Regions from separate parts of the Homo sapiens genome. Here regions 1 and 2 are each linked to region 3. Evidence: read pairs that join two places in POLR2A ChIA-PET (ENCODE). Cell type or tissue: CD4-positive, alpha-beta T cell. All regions are shown on one strand.

The links. Peaks named below come from ENCODE experiments on the same cell type or tissue, not always from the same donor. Only the 100,000 strongest peaks of a DNase experiment are listed, where the experiment ranks them.
Region 1: POLR2A ChIA-PET joins it to region 3 with 10 read pairs; 6 of 35 experiments call an interaction of 5 or more read pairs at or near these places.
Region 2: POLR2A ChIA-PET joins it to region 3 with 10 read pairs; 6 of 35 experiments call an interaction of 5 or more read pairs at or near these places.

What each region holds. Positions count from the first base shown.
Region 1 is chr14:21,983,403-21,991,402 of GRCh38, forward strand. It overlaps TRA and TRAV16. Among named protein-coding and RNA genes, the nearest start is that of OR4E1, 310 kb to the left of the region's middle. In CD4-positive, alpha-beta T cell, CTCF peaks have their summits at 4,721 (motif pointing right), 6,891 and 7,092; DNase peaks (open chromatin) are centred at 4,719, 6,909 and 7,919; H3K4me3 peaks cover 840 bases.
Region 2 is chr14:21,849,141-21,857,140 of GRCh38, forward strand. It overlaps TRA and TRAV8-3. Among named protein-coding and RNA genes, the nearest start is that of OR4E1, 180 kb to the left of the region's middle. In CD4-positive, alpha-beta T cell, a CTCF peak has its summit at 3,128 (motif pointing right); DNase peaks (open chromatin) are centred at 3,131 and 3,881; H3K4me3 peaks cover 7,499 bases.
Region 3 is chr14:22,542,501-22,550,500 of GRCh38, forward strand. It overlaps TRA, TRAJ3, TRAJ2, TRAJ1 and TRAC. Among named protein-coding and RNA genes, the nearest start is that of LINC02332, 11 kb to the right of the region's middle. RefSeq lists enhancers at 7,767-7,906, 7,997-8,000. In CD4-positive, alpha-beta T cell, no CTCF peak of the experiment used is centred here; DNase peaks (open chromatin) are centred at 3,921, 6,071, 7,031, 7,721 and 4 weaker places; H3K4me3 peaks cover 7,709 bases; H3K27ac peaks cover 7,810 bases.

The DNA of each region.
Region 1 (8,000 bases), 560 kb before region 3:
CCTGTTCCAGCCATTTCATTCCTGTCTGAAGATGTTACATTCCCAGTACATTCTATAGTTATTCTTATTTATTTATTTATTTATTTTTGAGACAGAGTCTCGCTCTGTCGTCCAGGCTGGAGTGCAGTGGCGCGATCTCGGCTCACTGCAAGCTCCGCCTCCCGGGTTCACACCATTCTCCTGCCTCAGCCTCCCCAGTAGCTGGGACTACAGGCGCCCGCCACCACACCCGGCTAATTTTTTTTGTATTTTCTAGTGGAGACGGGACTTCACCGTGTTAGCCAGGATGGTCTGGATCTCCTGACCTCGTGATCCACCCGCCTCGGCCTCCCAAAGTGCTGGAATTACAGGCATGAGCCACCGCGCCCAGCCCATTCTACAGTTATTCTTGAGAACCACAAACAAGAAAGTGGAGAGAACTGGGTTGGTCCAAGACCACCCAGAGAACCATCCTGCATGAAAGGATGTTGAATGTTGTCAGATTCTTTTTCTGCATCTATTGAGATGATCATGTAATTTTTATCCCTCATTGTGTTATGTAGTGTGTCACATTCATTCATTTTTATATGTTAAAACATCCTTGCATCCCAGGGATAACTTCCACTTGGTTATTGTATGTGATCCTATTAGTGAGCTATTGAATTTGGTTTGCTAGTATTTCACTGAGGATTTTTGCATCTATGTTCATCGGGAATATTGGTCTGTATACCTTCTTGTAGTGTCTTTGTCTGGCTTTGATATCAGGGTAATAATGGCTTCATAAAATAAGTTTAGAGGTATTCCCCTTTGAATTTTTTGGAAGAATTTAAGAAGGATTAGAGTTAATTCTTCTTTAAATGGTTGATAGAACTCACTAATGAAGCTGTCAGGTCTTTTGTCTTCTTTGTTAGGAGGTTTTGGATTACTGAATCAATTTCCTTACCAGTTATAAATCTGTTTAGATTTTTTTATTTCTTCATGATTCAGTCTTGGTAGGTTATATGTTTGTATAAATTTATGCATTTCTTCTAGGTTTTCCAATTTGTTGGTGTATAATTGTTTGTAATAGTCTCTTAAGATTCTTCTTATTTCTGTGGCATCCATTGTAATGTCTTCTCTTACATTTTTGGTTTATTTGAATCTTCTCTCTTCTTTTTCAGTCTAATTAAAAGATTGTCAATTTAGCTTATGTTTTCAAAACTTAGTTTTGCTTATTTTTATGTTATTTTCTACTCTATGTTTTATTTATTTCTGCTCTAATATTTATTATTTCCTTCTTTCTACTAAATTTGGACTTCACTTGTTCTTTTTTTCTAGTTCTTTGAGATGTAAAGTTATGTTTTTTGTTTGAGATCTTCCTTTTGAATTCAGGTATTTATTTCTATAAACTTCCCTATTAGTACAGCTTTTGCTCACTCTATAAATTTTGATATGTTGTGTTTTTGTGTTTGTATCTCAAAACATTTTCTAATGTGCCTTTTGATTTCTTTGACCAATTTGTTGCTCAAGAATATGATGTTTAATTTCCATATATTTTGGAATTTTCTAGTTTTGCATCTGCTATTTATTTCTAGTGTTATTCCATTCTCATTAGAAAAAATACGTGGTATGATTTCACTTTCTTAAATTTGTTGAGACTTGTTTTGCGGCTGGGCATGGTGGCTCCCACCTGTAATCTCAGCACTTTAGGAGGCTGAGGTGGGAATGCTTGAGGCCAAGAGTTTGAGACCAGTCTGGGTAACAGTGAGACTCCTTCTACACAAAAAATAGAAATATTGACCTAGTGGGGTAGTGTGCAGATACCTGTAGTCTCAGCTACTCAGGAGGCTGAGATGGGATGATCACTTGAGTCCAGGAGTTTGAGGCTGCAGTGAGTCATGATGCTGTCATTGCACTCCAGCTTGGACAACACAGTGACATCCTGCCTCAAAAAATGAAACAACGAAAACTGCCCTCTTTGTTTTCAGTGACCCTATGCATCGGGAATACACTGGGTCCTATCAGTGCTCCTTGACAGGTGTGATGGAAGCCAGTCTCTCAGGCAGCCTGTGGCAAAGCTAGAATGTTGGATGTAATGTCCAAGTCTTTCCCTCCCCAGGGAGAGGCTGAAACTGGGGCTTTCCTCTTATTTATGGGACACAGTACAGGGGGTAGGAAAATGTCAGAAACCCTCCTGTCATCTTTGATGTGGTTGGTTGCTTGCTCATTCAAGGTACTGGAGACTCTGAACTAGTTACTGGATTTTTCACAAGTGAATTGATTTATTTATTGCTATTGAATTGGTGTGTCCATCGGGGAAAAGAGGGTCCAGGGATTTCTTTTTTGCCATCTTTCTGATGTTACACCTTTCACGGACAGAATTCTTCCTGTTCTCATGGGCTTCTTTATTTGCCCTTCACCAGAACTGACCTCCTCTTGGGCATCTAGTTGAATGTGGTTTTCACTGTGGGCATGGTGGTCCTGCCTGAGTGCCAGCAGGCCACCCTGCAATGAGAGCTCCATCATACACTTTAAACTTTCCTTGATATTTCTTTTAGCTGTGCCTCTTAAGCAGTAGAAGGCTGGATATGAAAACCATTCAGATAATTTCTATATCTTAATAGAAAAATTTAGCCTTTTAAACTTATATATGCATGCATTTATGGCTACAACTAATATTTTTGAGTTATCTTACATGGCATAGTGACATTTGACATTGTAGAACACTTCCTTCCTGGAATGCTTTCTTTATTGGTTTTTAGAAATCCCACTCTTTTTTCCCTCTGCTTCAGTATTGTCAGTTGTTCCTTCTCAGTCTTTTTTGCTGTTTTTTCCCCACATTTAACTAATCTTTAAACATTGGCAAGCCTTAGAAATTTATCCTTGAAAATCTTTTTCCTCTATAAATACTTTATTCACAGCTGGTTTTATTCAGTCTCTTGGCTTTAAATCCCATTTAAATATCCAAACTTATAACTGAATCCCAGATAACTCATCTGGATTCTGGATTTGAGTATCAAATAATCTATTTGACATCTTCTTTTTGACATCCTCCACTTAATATATCTGAAAATAGTCTACTGAATTTGACCTCTATACTCACTAAGCCTTCCTTACATCCCACTCGCTTCTTGTGAACATTTCTTCATTTTGGTAAAAGACAACTCCATTTACCAAATCTTCTAATCCCCTTAGCCAAAAACTTTGAAATCATCATTGTCTTATCACTTTTCTCACATCCCCACTTGATCCACTAGGAATTCCTATCAGCCATTTCTTCAAAATATCCCCATAATCAACCAGTTCTCATGACCTTTACTGCTACCACTCTGATCCAAGCCACAGTAATCTCTTGCCTAGTTGATTGAAAGAAACCTAACTGAACTTCTTTCTTTTGCCATTGTTCCTCTTCTGTCTGTTCTCCATGCAGCAGGAGAAGCAATCTCTTTAAAACATAATTCAGATAATTTCATTTCTGTGCTCACAACTATGAAATGTCTTACCATCTCACTCAAAGGAAAACCAAATGCTTTACTATAATATACAAGTCCATTTAGCTCCCTGCCATATCTTTGACATTTGACATCAGCTACCACCTTCCTACTTACTCCCACTCTCCAGCCTCAATGCACTTATTGTTGCTCTAACATACCAATTATTTTCCTGCCTCAAGGTCTTTGCAGCTGCTCATTTCTCTGCCTTGTGTACTAGTACTCCAGGTAACCACATGGCTTATTTCTACACTTTATTCCACCAAATAGCCATGCACAAAATATTTACTGCAGATTATTTTTGTAATAGTGAAAATTAAAACACAAGATGTTTCTCAGAGAATGGCTACAGAAACTGTAATAAATCTTTACTATGGAATATTAGGAAGCAAACATGTTAACATCAATAGGTTATCAGGACATATAATTGGGTACCAAACACATTGCAAACTGCTGTGTGCTTGAAAGTTATAGTCAGACAAAAATTTAAACTGTATAAATATTGAGTATGTATTCATCCACGTGTTCTGCAATAATTTTAAATTAATAATAAAAAAATAGGCTCCAATTTCTTTCTACATCTTTGTAGAAATAGGCTCCAACTCCAATTTCTTTCTACATCTTTGTCCATTTGCTCTTCTTTCATTTTCATTTAGTAAGGGCCTCTATTCAACTCACAAGCTTATTTAGCTTCTTGATTGCATTCTGTTTTATCTTTTCTAGGAACAGACAACAATGATCATATTCTTAAATCTTTGTCTAACCATCCTTTGTTTTAAGAAATGGCTCCTTATTTCTGGGTTCATTTTGTACTTTTTGAGGTGTTACTTGATATATATGAAAACACACACATGTGCATGTTTGTCTTTCCCACTAAACTGCAATGTCTTGTGAGTAGAGAAAATGTCTTACTAATTTTTTAATTTCGTAAGACCTAGCACAAGATCTAGCTTACAGTAGACCTCAATAAATTACTAAAGACTTACTTTGAAATAAATTGGAGAAATCACATTAAACCTTGAGGAAGCAATTTGATAAAATATTTTAATATGGTAATCTCTTGTACATGGAATTTGGAGGAAGAAACCAGTTTCCTTTTTTTAAAAAAAAAAAATCACCATAAGCCTGACAGTTTTTTTGCTCTTGACAATCTGGGTGGTTCCTCAGGAAAGAATTGGGATGAAGGCTCTGGGACTCCACAGATGAGTTAGTGGGCCTGATGGTTTCAGACCACTAGGAGGCTCTCTAGGCTTTACTCTAAATGAGGAAATTTTCCCTCAAGTTCTGAGATAGCTGACTCAGCGAAAAACTGAGAGTTAGCATCAGTTAGCAAAGCATCTGAACTAGTCATATATGAAACGGACAGGGGGAGTCTCCATTTATTCATCTGCAAAGATGTTCTGTGGCTGTGATGGGTGTCACAGAGACGGTCTCCCAAGAAGACTGATCTTAGAAATCAACAAGGGAAATGATAAAGCTGGAAGCCTTACAGCTTTAATTTTTATGACTAAAACTTCTAAAATATGAGTCTCCATTCTGACTTTGAAATTATTTCAATAATTTCCACCTTCTTTTATACCTCCTTTGAAACTAGAAAAACAAGAAAAAGGAAATGAGAAGAAATGAGAAAAAAATAATGAAAATATTCAGAGAGAGGATAAAAGAGAGTAAAAGAAATAAGAGGTTGGGGGAAAAAAAGATGACACATTTAACTGAATTTCAAAATGTGGTCTATGCCTCATATAGTTTCTGTGTTGCAAGGTTAAAAAGTTCTAGAGATCTGATGCACGACAATGTGAAGATACTTACCACTACTGAATTGTACATGTTAAAATAGTCAAGATGGTAAATTTAATGTTATGTGTTTTTTTACCACAATAAAAAATGTGACCTCTACCTCTTGTTCACAGAGCAGAATTGACCAGGTGGGGCTGCAAAGTGAATGGAGAAGTGTTGGATAGAAGAAGAGAGATGGAAATAAGCTGGGGTGGCCATCATATACACGTGCTATTTCTCTATCAACCAAAGTCTCACTGGAGACATTTTATATGTTCATGATGACTATATGTCCTATGTTAACAGAATTCTCTTAATTTAATTGTATTGTATTTACTCCTTTAAGGGTGATTAAATAAACGATGCATTCGATGAGATATTCTTTCTTTGTGAGAGCTTTCTTATAAATAAAATCACAATCACTTTTCAAATCACATGTCCTGATTTTTTGGCTAAGGAAATTGGGCCACTGACCCTGATAATTTTTTCAGGCTGTACTTGATCCAGATGAGGCTCCCATTTGTCTCTGAGATATCTTTTCCCTTTCTTCACTCCCCTCCTGACTTGTCCGATTACTGGGTACTTTAAGTGGAGGCAATCCTGAGAGCATAAAAACCTAGACATTTCTGTGTCTCTAGTCAGCAGTGCGGCACTCAGCAGGGTACTGACGTCAGCAATTACGCCCGTACACTGCAGGAAAACTAGAGGAAAATCTCTTTGCTCCCTGATCTCATTGTATTCCACCTCATTTAAGTAACAGCATATCTCTTACTTTTTTCTCAGCTATTTGGAGGCCAGAGGAGAGACTTTCTCAAGAGAATTAGTTTTCTTTTTTAGAAAAAAATATATCTGCCGGAGACGCTATCTCCATGACCCATAGTTTTCTGCTCTTAATCCCGGAGCTTCTGTCTACTTGACCCCAGATTTATATCTGACCCCAAAATGGGACACCTCACTTGAGCTCTCTCAACACAGCTTGACTGGGAGCTGGAGAAAATCTTTGGTTAAGGACCAGGGATTGGGGACTCTTTCAATCTACCATTTTTCTAGAATTTCCGTCTTTCTGAGCCAAATGATTGTTCCTTTTTTTATGGCCTTCTTTTCTTTTCTTTTTTCTTTTTTTTTTTTTAAAGTGTATAGAACTAAAATCCCAAAGGGCCATTTCCTGTGTGGGGAAGGTCAGAATCAATGATGGTGGACGGAAAATAAAATAACTTGATCTGGCAATGTTTAAACATTTCACTAAAATATCTGTGTAGAAATTTAAATTTCTATGAAGTGTAATCGATCAATATTTTTTCTTATGTTTTTTGACTGTTATGCTTAGAAAATCCATCACCATTCTAAATTTATTTTAAAAATTTTTTATTTTACTTAAAATATTAAATGTTACGTCCTTTGAACTTTATTTGATAACAGGTATTAAGGTAGGCATCCTAACTTATCTGTTAACTTCCAAATGATTGTTAGGATTGCACATTTTCCCCCATTTTAACTAAGTTTCCAAATGTATTTGTATATTTGAACTTTGTATTCTACTTCATTAAGCCCTATATGTGGATTTTAAAAATAACATTCTATTGCAATTAGTATAGCATCACACTTTTACTGAGGAGGAAATTCTCATTCTCTGAATTTGAAGGCTTCCTGAAGCCTGAGTTAGCTGCAGTATTGTATTTGGCCTCTAGAGAGAGATGTTACACAAATTGAATTTGATAGCCAAAAACAACCTGATCTTTTTGAAGAATAGCTTTTGGCTATACATGCCGGGTAAACTCATCCACCTCTCTGTCAGAGTGTCTATGTGGCTGAATCGTTTCCAGAAAAGACCTCCAGAAAATAGCTTCCTGTTTCTCCACAGGTCAGACATGAAGCCCACCCTCATCTCAGTGCTTGTGATAATATTTATACTCAGTAAGTAAAGCCTCTTTTTGTTCTATTTTTCTATGGTATTCTGATTTAGAATAACTTTAATGAATATTATCCCCAGTCTGTAAGACTTTTCCTGATCCAGAATTGGTGTTATAGGAGGAACAAGAGCCCAGAGAGTGACTCAGCCCGAGAAGCTCCTCTCTGTCTTTAAAGGGGCCCCAGTGGAGCTGAAGTGCAACTATTCCTATTCTGGGAGTCCTGAACTCTTCTGGTATGTCCAGTACTCCAGACAACGCCTCCAGTTACTCTTGAGACACATCTCTAGAGAGAGCATCAAAGGCTTCACTGCTGACCTTAACAAAGGCGAGACATCTTTCCACCTGAAGAAACCATTTGCTCAAGAGGAAGACTCAGCCATGTATTACTGTGCTCTAAGTGGCACAGTAGCTGGTTTTGCAAGGAAGCAGAACACAAACCCTTTAAATACAGGAAATATTTCTTTGCAAACTCTCTGTATGGCCACAGCAGGGCATTCTTTCTCCAGAAATTAATATTGAGTTTATCTCGTAGATATTATATCATCAGTCATCAGTTAGCTATAGATTAACCTCATAATTTTGTCCAAAAAATTCTCATTATTTACCCTGCTTAAATTAAATTTAAAAATAGTAAATGTATTTATTTTGTCTAGTAGTACTGGAAACATACTTTCGAAATAAAAACTATATTGCACTGCATAAAAAGTATTCTTTTCTTTGTTCAGAGGTACTGTCCAGGCTTCCATGGTGCAGTCCTACCTCTTCAACTCCTCTGCTGCCCCACGTGATCCCCACATGTGGTTGTCACCACATACCTGAGCATAGTTCCTCAAAGTGCTCTGCTGTTTCATGGCTTATGATTGTT
Region 2 (8,000 bases), 690 kb before region 3:
TGATGCGCCTGCCTCGGCCTCCCAGAGTGCTGGGATTACCCATGAGCCACCATGCCTGGGCTAAATTTTCCCTTTTTTAACTTTGTGGTACATAATCAAAGAGCTACTTTAACGTCTTTTTCTATTACTTCTAGCATTTTAGTCATCTTGACCTTTCATCTGTTGATCTTTTACTTAAATATTAGTCCACTTTTCTGATCCTTTGTATGTCCAATAATTTTGAAATGCATATTAAACATTTTAAATATTAAGGGTGTAGACTCTGTTTTCTTCTTCTCCTTCTCATCCTTATTCTTCTTTACAAAGCATTCCTCTGAAGAATTTTGATGCTTTTGCTTTAGCAGGAAATCAACCTAGTTTGGTTCATACTGTAAATTTTCTCTTCCCTTTTGTGGAATTTGGTAGCTCAAAATCTCAGTTCAGTTCTCTAATCATTTGCAATGTTGGTTTGGATTTATCCAAGTCATGTGTAGCTTAGGGATTAGTGTGAAACCTGTTTGGGTGGCTCAAATATCAGGTCAGCCCTGAGCTCTCTGCTACATTGGTTTTTTTGTCCTGCATTGGTGCCACTCAGGAGGTAGTCTGAGACTGAAATAGTGGTTCAAATATCAGTTGAATAACCCAAGCTTTGTTGATCTGGTTTGAGTCAGTCCCAGGTACATGGAGCTTTGGGATTAGCCTGAGACTTGAGCTGTTTTCCATTTCTTCCTTGGGGTCTGTCTTTTCTAGCCTGGTCCACAGAGGCAGAAAGATTGTGTCTCTTTCTGCACAATCTTTTGGTCTCCTGCACAATCTTCCGCACCTCTTTTGGTCTCCTATACCATTGTTATTGCCACCCTACCATACACCAGGGGCCTTTCTAAGGGCAAAGACAAGAGAGAAAAACAGGAAAAAATATGAAATAAAAGGCTTGCACAAGTTGCTTCTCCAACGTTTGATTTTGTCTGCTTTGAGTAATTTCAGAGGCCACAGATAGTTATTTTTTTGTGTGTTTTGTTCAGTTTTCACTTGTAACCTGTAGGAGAGATGGGCTGTAGGCGTCTTAAAGCTGTCTCCTATTTTACTATGTTCCTGCATTAACTTATGGTCTACCATAATATGCATCAAGAATTGCTATTTGATATTTTCTTTTCCCACTTTTATTTTTTATTACTTCTTTCAGTCAATCTTATTCATTTTTTATATATGTACTTTTTTTTTTGTCATTAGGATTATAAGAATCATCTAATTACGGTCTTGATTCTTTGGATCTTTTTTCTCCAAACTCACGAAAGTCTTTCTTTGATGCTAGAAAATGAGCCTGTGCACTTGTTTTTAATATGAGCTTAAAGAACTATTTTCCCCAAAATATAAAATCTTCTGGATTCTGAACAATATCTGAACCCAAGAGCATAATAAGGTGTGATACGACTATCCAAAGACTATGCTTTTCCAGTACCTAAAGCAGAGCTATTTTATTTTCAATTTTCTGCTCTCTCTGTGTTTTTCATTTCTGAATTTTCACTTATTTTAAATGGACCATGCATTTTGTGATTTATTTATTTATTTATTTATTTATTTATTTTTTTGAGATGAAGTCTTGCTCTGTCGCTCGGGCTGGAGTGTAGTGGTGCGATCTCGGCTCACTGTAACCTCTGCACCCCAGGTTCAAGCAATTCTCTTGCTTCAGTCTCCCTATACTAGCTGGGATTACAGACATGCACTACCACGCCCAGCTAATTTTTGTATTTTTAGTAGAGATGGGATTTTGCCAAGTTGGTCAGGCTGGTCTGGAACTCCTGACCTTGGGTGATGCACCTGCCTCGGCCTCCTAAAGTGCTGGGATTACAGGTGTGAGCCACTGCGTCCAGCCTGGACCATGCATTTTGGTATTTTGGGGTGTGTTTGGAGACTATTCAATCTCCCTGACAATCAATGTATTTCTTCAAATGCTGTCAACATCCTCCGATGAGAGCATTCTATTTCTGATCCTATTCCTCTTCAACTATGAGATGTTGCCTCTAAATCAATAGAGAATTGAGAAATTCCTTTGCATTCTTTTAGTGCAGAGCAAAAGGCAGTATTCCAAGGCATCATACAATCCTGTCTTTTTCACTTTGAACACACTGGGATTTGCAAACACCCAGCAACTTTGAGAGACATTAAAATCATCACCAGCCTGAAAGTCAGCAGAAATTGCTCCTCATAGTTTATTTTGACTATGTTTTTCCTGCCCTGACTTTAAACTTCACTGTGATCCCATCTACTTTTGTCTTATGGAAACATGGATAAATCTATTCTTTCCAGATGATCTTTGTTTTTACTCTTTTGGATTTTGGTTTGTTCTCATTTATATTTCTATTTTTTTAGTTAGGAAGAAATTTGGTAGATATGGGATGTGAGTATATAGCATTAGGAATCTAAAGTCCACACTCAAAGTCTATGTATTTACAAAATGTCAGCCATACTCTTTCTACACAAAAAACAATCTGTACAGGCAGTAACAAATGAATCAAGAACCCAAGGAGAGAACTGGCCACATGCTCCTGGAATCAAAGAAAATAAGTATTCTGACTCTGTAAAAGATTCTCATTGGCCACAGAGAACCTGTCGAATTTCTCCTTTCTCTTGTTTTCAGAGATTGCTTGTTTGGTGTTGGTGTATTTCCTTCAGCCCTAGAGGTTTCTGTAGTTGCGTTTACCTTAGCTCTAGGGGCAAAGCCTTTCCATCCTGTGTTACACCTTGTCATTAGTCATATAGAGGCACTACTCCCATTTTAAGGGTCCCGTCTTTTACTCTATGGCCGCACAAGCATCTTCCAAGGGAAATATCTCTATCATCCTCCACCACCAACAAGGCAACTCTGAACCATCAAAAACTCATCCCGAAGCAGCTAGTCTGCGTCCAACGATTCTCAGAAACACAGCTTAATTCTGATATATTTTTAAAACCTGATTTCTCAATGAGGTAACGTATTACTCTATTTTTACATGACATCTTATTGCTAATGGACTATAGGCCTAAAACACCGTCATAGACTTGGGCAGGAAGAAACACATGGTGTGGATGTTTTGATACATCTCAGAAATTAGGAGAAACACACTAATGAGCTCTCTCTGCTAAACTGGTTCTGCACTTGGCCTCCAGAGGGCGATGCTGCACACACTGGAGCTTTTGTTTCTGTTGAAGATCAATCCACTGCTCAGTTTCTTCTTCCTGCAGCTGGTTGAGTTCTTTCCAGACAAAGACAAGTGACAAGAATTAGAGGTTTAAAAAGCAACCAGATTCATCTCAGCAGCTTTTGTAGTTTTAAATAAGCAAGGAGTTTCTCCAGCGAAACTTCCTCACACCTCTTGGTCTTGGTCTCTTCAGACACTTTCCTTCCTGTTCTCTGGAGATCTTGCAGAAAAGAGCCTGCAGTGTTTCCCTTGTTCAGCCATGCTCCTGGAGCTTATCCCACTGCTGGGGATACATTTTGTCCTGAGTGAGTAAAATTTCTTTATGGTCTCTAGTTCCACAGGTTCTGACTAGAAATGCTTGCTTTTTATACTGAGTCTGCACTGCTTTCACTGATAGTACATTGTTTTTCCAGGAACTGCCAGAGCCCAGTCAGTGACCCAGCCTGACATCCACATCACTGTCTCTGAAGGAGCCTCACTGGAGTTGAGATGTAACTATTCCTATGGGGCAACACCTTATCTCTTCTGGTATGTCCAGTCCCCCGGCCAAGGCCTCCAGCTGCTCCTGAAGTACTTTTCAGGAGACACTCTGGTTCAAGGCATTAAAGGCTTTGAGGCTGAATTTAAGAGGAGTCAATCTTCCTTCAATCTGAGGAAACCCTCTGTGCATTGGAGTGATGCTGCTGAGTACTTCTGTGCTGTGGGTGCCACAGTGCCTGGGTCTGCAGGGGGAGCTGAACACAAACTGCCTATGCTAGAGAAGTTTTCAGAGTTTCAGTATATCTCCCTGTGGTGTTTTCAAAGATCTCCTTTTTTATGATGGCGAATGAGGCAAAGAGGGCTAAGCCGACCCAGGCATTTCTATGTAATTCTGCAGTTCCTGTTATGCTCCATGTCCTGATAAATTTTGTTTCAGAAGCTTTTTGCTCATTGTAGAAACTATATAATAGGAAATAGTATTCTTGAATGATGGAAGAGATAGTATTCTTATAACAATCAAGTCCTCCATGACTTACCTTGATGTTGTCTGCATTAGGGGGTTGACCATGTGAGCTGTGACATGGCCTCAGAGAAAATTGGTTTTCATTTATAATTTCATCTGTCATCTAATCTGGAAAATAGAAGATGATTTTCTCATGTTTTTACCTTGCAAATTTGTTTTCAAGTTGGTCATTCATAGGTTATTTTTTTTAGAGTTTCTTTTTTTGCCTCTAACTGTGGTATTTATGTGTCTAAATATTTTGTCTGAGTTTAAATAACTCTATTTAGGAAGAACTGTGAGAAGTTATTAGTCAACAATAAAAGAGTCATTAGAATCATGAAGGACTTAGAAAAATGTCAGGTGATGTTAGTTCCGACAACTATTTAAGAATAGTGCAGAAGAAAAATGAAGATTAAAAATTCATCAGTGTTTCTCCAAATACTTTTTCACCGTGAGAAAAGTAGTTTCCTATTCTTTTAGTCTCAGAAATGCTGCAAATCTGTATCAGAAATTTGTGGCTATAATCCCTTTCATTTTTCTTCTAGCTACTGGCATTTCTATTCATTGCTTTCGCCCTGTTGTTATATGATTTCAGCTATTGGAATATTAAAGATGGATTCTTATAACATTTTGATAATCAATCATGTGATAAGTTTAGCAATGCCAAACTGTGCTGGAAACACTGATAAGAATTACAATGCATGGTAGAGAGTCACTGGACCCAGTATAAATTTATGACTTTCTTTTGTCTAGGATGGAAAGAACTGTTGAAGAAGCTTTTATACTTCTTGTTTGCTTGAAGCCTTGGAGGGTAGCAAGTAGTCTGGAGAAAAAGGAGAAGGAGGATGAATCTTTCCAGCTGCTACTTGGCTCACGCTATAATGTATTAGAGGGTAGGTACGTAGGAACCCTCAAATATAGAGAGAATAAGAAAATTGTGGCCAATGGTACACGTTAGCCAAATGGTGAACCAGCAGATCAGCAGTAGTTTTTAGGACCTAGTGAGATGATTATATGGGATAGATGTATTTCAATGATTGCTGGATGGGTATAAGGAAGGTAAATGGAACATTATAGATGTAAAATTATGAATAAGATATGTACTCGTGTAATGTCCCCTGCCTCAGTCCCTCCATTCTTTTCTATTTCTAAAGCACACTGTCTTCTACCTTTGATAAGATGGCTAACTTCAGGTGACTCACTGTTATCAGCTCAGCCACATTGCCCACAGGGACTGTGATGGGCACTTTATGCGAATCTTAAAGGAGGTAGGAACATAGAATTGTTTTGTTGTTGTATGTGTTTCAAATGTATGTAGAAAGTTGTATATAGAAGTCGAATAGTCCAAGGGGTGGATTGATTTATTGACTCTCAGCTCCAAATTCACCCCTTGCCTCTTCCGTGAATGTGGATCTGTACCCTTCAACTATGTTCCTTGCCAGTTGGCATAACGTTATGCTTTGCCAGTAGAGGATCAGGGAGAAAAGATTTTGATTTTTGCTTTCTGTGTGCACATGCCACAGGTTCCTGCAGCATGAGAGGCTTCTCCAGCGTCCGGCTCCTGCAGTGCACCCACACCAGGTTCCTGCGCTGTACAGTGGCCAGCAGTGTCCTCCAGCACTTCCATTTTTGCGTGGTACTGCAGAACAGAGCCTGCAGTGAGACACCTTCCTGTATCCAGCTTTCCCCATATTCATCCCTAGATTCATGAATCGGCACCCTAGATTATGGTTTTCTGGTAAGTATGAGAGGGTGAATTTCTCTGTAGAAAATTCACAGCACAACAGTGACTTCTGTGTCATCTAGTGAGACACAGTTGTGCCTTTCCCAATAAGATCTGGGTCTCACCCCTGGGGGGTGGGTCTAGGGGTCCCTTCTTGGGGTGTTGTACCCAGCCCTAGGAGTAGGGACTGCACCTTATATCTGCTATTCCTACAGGAATAGGAATAGCAGAGTTTTCTTTTCTTTGTATTACCTATTTCCTTGTTACTCTAAATCCTGTTATAATTAATAATTTTTTATATTAATATTAAATTTTCCTATAATTATAAAAAGCATTTTCTGTTCAAATTATTATATGGTCTATCTTTCCTGATTGGACCAGATTTATACATGCACCAAGGATCTCAAGCCACTGAAGAGCATCTCCCCACCCAGTCACCTGACAAATCTAGTTGCTTGCTTGTTTTATTTATTGCTCATTTGTTTTATTTATTTATGGTTTATTATTTTACTTATTTATTGTTTTACTTATATGATTACAAGAAACTTTATGCAATAAAGAATTACATTAAGAAGAATTTGGAAATATGTTTTTATATTAATGAAATTAATTTTGATTTTTCACATTTTGTGCATGTTTGACACAAAATTTTATTATACCATTGAGGCAAATTATAATTCCTTTTAAATGTATTTTAGCTTACAACACAAATTGTCTTTCATTCACTAATGAGACTGTGTCTGAAGATTTTAAATTCCAAGTCATTTTTCATTCATCTAACTCTGTTAATTATCCTTATTTTTGATTTCTTTAAAATGGAGGGAAAAGACCATGATAACTTTAAAACAATCTGAAGACAGAATACTTCTAACACCCAGAAAGTTTTTGTGTGTGCCTTTCCAGTCAACCCACCTTCTGGAGGCAACAGATGTTCATATTTCTAGTATTACAGAGACTTTAACCGTTTTAAAACTTCGAATCAATGGGATTATTCAGTAGGAACTCTCTTCTGCCTGGTTTCTTTCACTCGTCATGTTCTGGAGGTTAATCCGTGTTCATTACCGTAATTGTTGAGAAGTTTCCTATTATATGAATAAAGCACAATTTATTTATTCATTTGGCTGTGCACACCATTGGCTGATTACAGAATCTTTTAGGGATTAAAGCTTTGGTAGCATTCTTTTTTTTTTAATTAGATTCAGGGGTTACATGAGCAAGTTTGTTACATGGGTTCACTGCGTGATGTTGAGGTTTGGGCTTCTAATGATCTTGTAGTGAACGTAGTAACCTATAGATAGTTTTGCAACACTTTACCCTCCCCCCATCTCCTCCCTTTTGGAATCCCCAGTGCTTATTGTTCTCATCTTTGTGTCCTTGTGTACTCAATGTTTAACTCCCACTTATAAGTGAGAACATTGTGTATTTGGTTTTCTGTTTCTGTGTTAATTCCCTTAGGATAATGGCCTCCAGCTTCATCCATGTTGCTGCAAAGGACATGATCTCATGCTTTTTATGGCTGTGTAGTATTTTGTGGTGTACATTTACCACATTTTCTTCATCCAGTCCACCACTGGTTGGAATTTGGTAGCATTCTTGGTGCAAGGTATAGGCTGTCCTAGATTTTTATATGCCGTTCAGGCAATGGTAGGGTGTGTCTCTGAAGTTCTATAGTTGAAATCCATATCTTAAATACTTTTATTTAAAAACCAATTCCTAAATTTCATTATGCTATTTAACATGTCACTAATTTTTCTAATAAAAACCCAATATCTGATATTTCCTGTGCTACTTATAAAAGCTTCAGGTATCATTCAAGCTGTGGGTAGCTGAACTGTAGTTTCCTCTGTTGTGGCCTTACGTGTTGATAACAACAGTAGCTGACCGCCTTGGAGTTTGCTTTCTTGACTAAGTGAATTGACTCTCCTTAGAGTTGAGACTTAAGTTAACCAGCTCATGCTTGATATTCTGTGGTTTCTGTTGAAAAGATTTAATGTAAATTATATAACCTAGCACTTTAGTATATTTATTCTTACTTGGTAACATATATATATATATATATATAAAATGAACAATATTTTGATAAGTGTTCCTGCAAATCCTGAAGATCTATAAGTCATGTAATTATAATCCTTGCTCA
Region 3 (8,000 bases):
CAAATAATGAGTGCTTTCAAGTGAAGCTGATAATATCGGCACCAGATAATCTGAACATTCAGGAAATTAGCTAAGTGCCCTTGGGGGAAAGAGATGAGTTAATGGCAAACACAAATTCTCTTTTATTGCAGCATGTAGCTAAATTCCCTGGATTGGCTAATAAACATGGTATGGGGATCCCTACTCATAGAATCTTCCTCTCTGGAGTTAGGAGAGTTTTCAGCTTCCTCCTAAGGGTAAAAGTGGCCCAGACCCCTAACTGAACGGCAAGTATACCACATGCAATTACAAGGTATAGAGGCAGCAATGTAGAGGGAGGCCCACAGACCTGGGGAAAATCTGGGCTCTACTCTCACTGGCTGTTTTCAATAAAGCCTCCACTTTCTCAGCAGCAAAATGACTATAACTACATCATAATAATATGAGATAATGGCCAGAATGTAAAAAGTGATCAATAAGTAGTAGCTTTTCTAAAATATTATTATAATTATTATTATTGAGGCTTTGCTTATACTAAGGTTTACACTATCATAAAGGGAAAGGAGAATCGCTTCCTTGGGAAATAAAAGATGTAAGCAACAAAGACCCAAGGAGCCTTTTAGAATGTTGCTCTGGGACCCCAGTGGCTTCCAGCAGATTAGCATCAAGAAGGTTATCTCAAAGACCTTACCCACAGTGGGGGTACAGCAGTGCTTCCAAGATAATCTTTGGATCAGGGACCAGACTCAGCATCCGGCCAAGTAAGTAGAATGAAGCAGGAGAGCAAGGGAGGACGGACAACTATTTCTTCTTTGTCCAAAATGCCAACTTGAACCCAGGTATTTTCCTCTGTGGGCTCCAAAATGGTTTCTTCCACCCATCCCCAGAAAATCCTCCCATCCAGCTCTCGGTGCTCTGCAGACATCATCCTTAGGCTGGGACCTTAGGAACCATGAGGCAGGCAATGAGCGAGTACTCCTGAACCTTCCACAAACATATCCAAGATACTGCTGCCTGGAATTGAGGTTTTTGTTCTAGGGAATTATTGGTTTATTGAAATCATATGAAGTCACAACCTCAGCCCAGGGAATCACAGCAGAATGGAACAGGAGGAGAACTTTTGTATCAGAAGCGAAATTTCAGTGCAAAAGAGCAGAAGGTTTAGGCCTGGCGTGGTGGCTCACGCCTGTAATCCTAGCACTTTGGGAGGCCGAGGCAGGGAGATCACAAGGTCAGGAGATCAAGACCATCCTGGCTAACACAGTGAAACCCTATCTCTACTAAAAATACAAAAATTAGCCGGGCGTGATGGCACGCGCCTGTAGTCTCAGCTACTCGGGAGACTGAGGCAGGAGAATTGTTGAACCCGGGAGGCAGAGATTGCAGTGAGCTGAGATCGCATCATTGCACTCCAGCCTGGGCAACAGAGCAAGACTCCTTCTCAAAAAAACAAAAAAAAAAAAAAAAAAGAAGGTCTAACCCTTAGGAGTGTGATTATCCTGTTCTCCTGCCTTGTGGGGGAGATCAGTGTTTCTCTTATTTAAGTAATAGGTAGGTCCTGTGAGTTTGTGCAATGGTGTCACCTACGGTATGAATACTGGAGGAACAATTGATAAACTCACATTTGGGAAAGGGACCCATGTATTCATTATATCTGGTGAGTCATCCCAGGTGGCACCACGTGCAACCCCATGGGCCAGTGTCACTAATCCTTTCTCTGGAGATATCACTTATTACTATGGTGAGGCTTGCTGTAGATGTTGTAACTAATTTTCTTACAGAGGTCTGGGAAGGGAAAAGCATTACTATCTATCTTGAATATTCATGTTTCTCTAGGTCAAACACATTAAAATTTGACTTTAATCATTCAATGGGTATTGTAAAATGCCTTCTATGTGACTATCACTCTATAAAATGTTAGACTGAGTATGAAGTGTGAGATAGATTCCTGTCCTGTCCTCAAGTGGTATAAAAACTAGACAAAGGTACTGAACTATTGTAAATTAAGCAGCCAGAAAACTATTTTAGTATTGACCAGTTGATGATGTCAATGGACACAATAGAGATTCAGAGGGGATAGGGTGCTGGCTGAGAAGTTGGCCTAGACTGAGAAGTTTCCTGTGGTACAAAGGATTCATTGAGCCCTGAAGGATGGATAAGATCTGTATGGGCAGAGAAAGGAGAGAAGGGAAGTTCTGGGCGTAGGGAACGACAAGAAAGAAGGCATGATCTTGGGAATAATCAAGGCACATGCAAAGTAGCCTAAGTATACATCTGATAATAAAATTGGTTGAAAAGTAGTCAGAGAAGATGTCTTTTTAGGCATGGAAAAAGGAAATACTAGAGCATTCAACAGAATACAGAAATTAGGGCCAGGGCCAGCCATTGGGAAACTGAGAATCCGATTTAGAGATGCAGACTAGAAGTGAAGGTGAGAGCAGCCAGCTATGGTGCCGCAGACCTCCCCTCTCCTTCCTCAGTGGGCTCTGAGAGGGGTCATCCCACACCTTAGAGGAGGAGAAACCTAAGGGATTCTGTAATAGAGACACGGGGCATGGTATGAAAGTATTACCTCCCAGTTGCAATTTGGCAAAGGAACCAGAGTTTCCACTTCTCCCCGTACGTCTGCCCATGCCCACAGTTTCCTGATGCTCACTAAAGCCTCGGTGGGACCCAGAGTGACTGTCACTAATTCTGATTTCTGGGTCCCTAGTGCCCAAACACGGGGGACAGATTTAATGGTAAGGAAGCTTTCAATCACTGCTGTGTCCCTAGGGATCTAAAGCACTAGAGCACATGTGCTTCTGCAGTTCATTTTGAATTTAAAGGACAGCTTAGGATCTAGAATAGCTGAATTTCCACCTCAAAACATTGGTTCCGTCTTGCCAAGCCTACCTTCTGATATCATCAGTGATGGGATGTGTTTTTCTTACTAGGGTAGAATAGGATGTCTCTCCCCAAAGGACTCTGGCAGACAGACCCCTAAACACCTCCAAATTAAAAGCGGCAAAGAGATAAGGTTGAACTAGACGTACATGGGGATAAAAAGTATAAAAGGTACATGGGAATGAAAGGATAAAAAGGCTAAAAAAATTAAGTACCTCTAACTCAGCCCCTGTTGCCATTTCTCAGAGTCTTGTGTTCTGTGGCATTGCGCTTTCTAGACCAACAGTGTCCAATAGAACTTTCTGTGGCAATGGAAATGTCCTGTCAATCTGCACTGTCCCATACAATAGCCACCAGCTACATGTGGCTATTGAGCTCTTGAAATGAAGTTTCCATTTTTAATTGAAAACATTTTATTTCACATTGACTAATTTTTATTTCAACAGCCACATGTAGCTAGAGACTATTATACCAGACAGAGCAGCCTAGATCTTCTCCAGTCTGACACCCACCAGCCCCAGGACTTGAGTGAGTGTTTAACCAGGACTCAAAGTTGGGTTTCTGCCCCACAAGGCCACCCCCTTTCCTCTTTAAAGCCAACCTGCATCTGGTGGCCCCTGATCCCCTGCCTTGAGGATCGGCACTTCCAGACTCCTCTCCCCCTCTGCAGTGCTGTCCAGTACCCCCACTGATGACTAACAATCAGGGGGATGTGTTGGTAGAGCTAATGGCTTTCTGTCTGTCCCTTCCCAGCAAAGGAACTATGCCTTAGGGCCTTCACCCAGAGTGATGTCAGGCTGCCCAAGCATGAGGAGGGAAGTAGGCAGAATCCTCTGGAGCCAAAGCTCTGGATGTCTCTCCCCTCTGACCATGGAGCCCACCCCTGCTCCACTGCTCCAGGGACAGCCCTATGCTGCAGGCAGCTCTGCCCCCACTCAGCATCCCAGGGGCTGATTTCTTTGGTTTTGGATCCAGCTGGATGTCTGCATTGCCGAGGCCACCAGGGCTGGCTCAGCAACTGTCGGGGAATCACCAGGGTCTGAGAAATCTTGTGCGCATGTGAGGGGCTGTGGGAGCAGAGAACCACTGGGTGGGAAATTCTAATCCCCACCCTGCTGGAAACTCTCTGGGTGGCCCCAACATGCTAATCCTCCGGCAAACCTCTGTTTCCTCCTCAAAAGGCAGGAGGTCGGAAAGAATAAACAATGAGAGTCACATTAAAAACACAAAATCCTACGGAAATACTGAAGAATGAGTCTCAGCACTAAGGAAAAGCCTCCAGCAGCTCCTGCTTTCTGAGGGTGAAGGATAGACGCTGTGGCTCTGCATGACTCACTAGCACTCTATCACGGCCATATTCTGGCAGGGTCAGTGGCTCCAACTAACATTTGTTTGGTACTTTACAGTTTATTAAATAGATGTTTATATGGAGAAGCTCTCATTTCTTTCTCAGAAGAGCCTGGCTAGGAAGGTGGATGAGGCACCATATTCATTTTGCAGGTGAAATTCCTGAGATGTAAGGAGCTGCTGTGACTTGCTCAAGGCCTTATATCGAGTAAACGGTAGTGCTGGGGCTTAGACGCAGGTGTTCTGATTTATAGTTCAAAACCTCTATCAATGAGAGAGCAATCTCCTGGTAATGTGATAGATTTCCCAACTTAATGCCAACATACCATAAACCTCCCATTCTGCTAATGCCCAGCCTAAGTTGGGGAGACCACTCCAGATTCCAAGATGTACAGTTTGCTTTGCTGGGCCTTTTTCCCATGCCTGCCTTTACTCTGCCAGAGTTATATTGCTGGGGTTTTGAAGAAGATCCTATTAAATAAAAGAATAAGCAGTATTATTAAGTAGCCCTGCATTTCAGGTTTCCTTGAGTGGCAGGCCAGGCCTGGCCGTGAACGTTCACTGAAATCATGGCCTCTTGGCCAAGATTGATAGCTTGTGCCTGTCCCTGAGTCCCAGTCCATCACGAGCAGCTGGTTTCTAAGATGCTATTTCCCGTATAAAGCATGAGACCGTGACTTGCCAGCCCCACAGAGCCCCGCCCTTGTCCATCACTGGCATCTGGACTCCAGCCTGGGTTGGGGCAAAGAGGGAAATGAGATCATGTCCTAACCCTGATCCTCTTGTCCCACAGATATCCAGAACCCTGACCCTGCCGTGTACCAGCTGAGAGACTCTAAATCCAGTGACAAGTCTGTCTGCCTATTCACCGATTTTGATTCTCAAACAAATGTGTCACAAAGTAAGGATTCTGATGTGTATATCACAGACAAAACTGTGCTAGACATGAGGTCTATGGACTTCAAGAGCAACAGTGCTGTGGCCTGGAGCAACAAATCTGACTTTGCATGTGCAAACGCCTTCAACAACAGCATTATTCCAGAAGACACCTTCTTCCCCAGCCCAGGTAAGGGCAGCTTTGGTGCCTTCGCAGGCTGTTTCCTTGCTTCAGGAATGGCCAGGTTCTGCCCAGAGCTCTGGTCAATGATGTCTAAAACTCCTCTGATTGGTGGTCTCGGCCTTATCCATTGCCACCAAAACCCTCTTTTTACTAAGAAACAGTGAGCCTTGTTCTGGCAGTCCAGAGAATGACACGGGAAAAAAGCAGATGAAGAGAAGGTGGCAGGAGAGGGCACGTGGCCCAGCCTCAGTCTCTCCAACTGAGTTCCTGCCTGCCTGCCTTTGCTCAGACTGTTTGCCCCTTACTGCTCTTCTAGGCCTCATTCTAAGCCCCTTCTCCAAGTTGCCTCTCCTTATTTCTCCCTGTCTGCCAAAAAATCTTTCCCAGCTCACTAAGTCAGTCTCACGCAGTCACTCATTAACCCACCAATCACTGATTGTGCCGGCACATGAATGCACCAGGTGTTGAAGTGGAGGAATTAAAAAGTCAGATGAGGGGTGTGCCCAGAGGAAGCACCATTCTAGTTGGGGGAGCCCATCTGTCAGCTGGGAAAAGTCCAAATAACTTCAGATTGGAATGTGTTTTAACTCAGGGTTGAGAAAACAGCTACCTTCAGGACAAAAGTCAGGGAAGGGCTCTCTGAAGAAATGCTACTTGAAGATACCAGCCCTACCAAGGGCAGGGAGAGGACCCTATAGAGGCCTGGGACAGGAGCTCAATGAGAAAGGAGAAGAGCAGCAGGCATGAGTTGAATGAAGGAGGCAGGGCCGGGTCACAGGGCCTTCTAGGCCATGAGAGGGTAGACAGTATTCTAAGGACGCCAGAAAGCTGTTGATCGGCTTCAAGCAGGGGAGGGACACCTAATTTGCTTTTCTTTTTTTTTTTTTTTTTTTTTTTTTTTTTTGAGATGGAGTTTTGCTCTTGTTGCCCAGGCTGGAGTGCAATGGTGCATCTTGGCTCACTGCAACCTCCGCCTCCCAGGTTCAAGTGATTCTCCTGCCTCAGCCTCCCGAGTAGCTGAGATTACAGGCACCCGCCACCATGCCTGGCTAATTTTTTGTATTTTTAGTAGAGACAGGGTTTCACTATGTTGGCCAGGCTGGTCTCGAACTCCTGACCTCAGGTGATCCACCCGCTTCAGCCTCCCAAAGTGCTGGGATTACAGGCGTGAGCCACCACACCCGGCCTGCTTTTCTTAAAGATCAATCTGAGTGCTGTACGGAGAGTGGGTTGTAAGCCAAGAGTAGAAGCAGAAAGGGAGCAGTTGCAGCAGAGAGATGATGGAGGCCTGGGCAGGGTGGTGGCAGGGAGGTAACCAACACCATTCAGGTTTCAAAGGTAGAACCATGCAGGGATGAGAAAGCAAAGAGGGGATCAAGGAAGGCAGCTGGATTTTGGCCTGAGCAGCTGAGTCAATGATAGTGCCGTTTACTAAGAAGAAACCAAGGAAAAAATTTGGGGTGCAGGGATCAAAACTTTTTGGAACATATGAAAGTACGTGTTTATACTCTTTATGGCCCTTGTCACTATGTATGCCTCGCTGCCTCCATTGGACTCTAGAATGAAGCCAGGCAAGAGCAGGGTCTATGTGTGATGGCACATGTGGCCAGGGTCATGCAACATGTACTTTGTACAAACAGTGTATATTGAGTAAATAGAAATGGTGTCCAGGAGCCGAGGTATCGGTCCTGCCAGGGCCAGGGGCTCTCCCTAGCAGGTGCTCATATGCTGTAAGTTCCCTCCAGATCTCTCCACAAGGAGGCATGGAAAGGCTGTAGTTGTTCACCTGCCCAAGAACTAGGAGGTCTGGGGTGGGAGAGTCAGCCTGCTCTGGATGCTGAAAGAATGTCTGTTTTTCCTTTTAGAAAGTTCCTGTGATGTCAAGCTGGTCGAGAAAAGCTTTGAAACAGGTAAGACAGGGGTCTAGCCTGGGTTTGCACAGGATTGCGGAAGTGATGAACCCGCAATAACCCTGCCTGGATGAGGGAGTGGGAAGAAATTAGTAGATGTGGGAATGAATGATGAGGAATGGAAACAGCGGTTCAAGACCTGCCCAGAGCTGGGTGGGGTCTCTCCTGAATCCCTCTCACCATCTCTGACTTTCCATTCTAAGCACTTTGAGGATGAGTTTCTAGCTTCAATAGACCAAGGACTCTCTCCTAGGCCTCTGTATTCCTTTCAACAGCTCCACTGTCAAGAGAGCCAGAGAGAGCTTCTGGGTGGCCCAGCTGTGAAATTTCTGAGTCCCTTAGGGATAGCCCTAAACGAACCAGATCATCCTGAGGACAGCCAAGAGGTTTTGCCTTCTTTCAAGACAAGCAACAGTACTCACATAGGCTGTGGGCAATGGTCCTGTCTCTCAAGAATCCCCTGCCACTCCTCACACCCACCCTGGGCCCATATTCATTTCCATTTGAGTTGTTCTTATTGAGTCATCCTTCCTGTGGTAGCGGAACTCACTAAGGGGCCCATCTGGACCCGAGGTATTGTGATGATAAATTCTGAGCACCTACCCCATCCCCAGAAGGGCTCAGAAATAAAATAAGAGCCAAGTCTAGTCGGTGTTTCCTGTCTTGAAACACAATACTGTTGGCCCTGGAAGAATGCACAGAATCTGTTTGTAAGGGGATATGCACAGAAGCTGCAAGGGACAGGAGGTGCAGGAGCTGCAGGCCTCCCCCACCCAGCCTGCTCTGCCTTGGGGAAAACCGTGGGTGTGTCCTGCAGG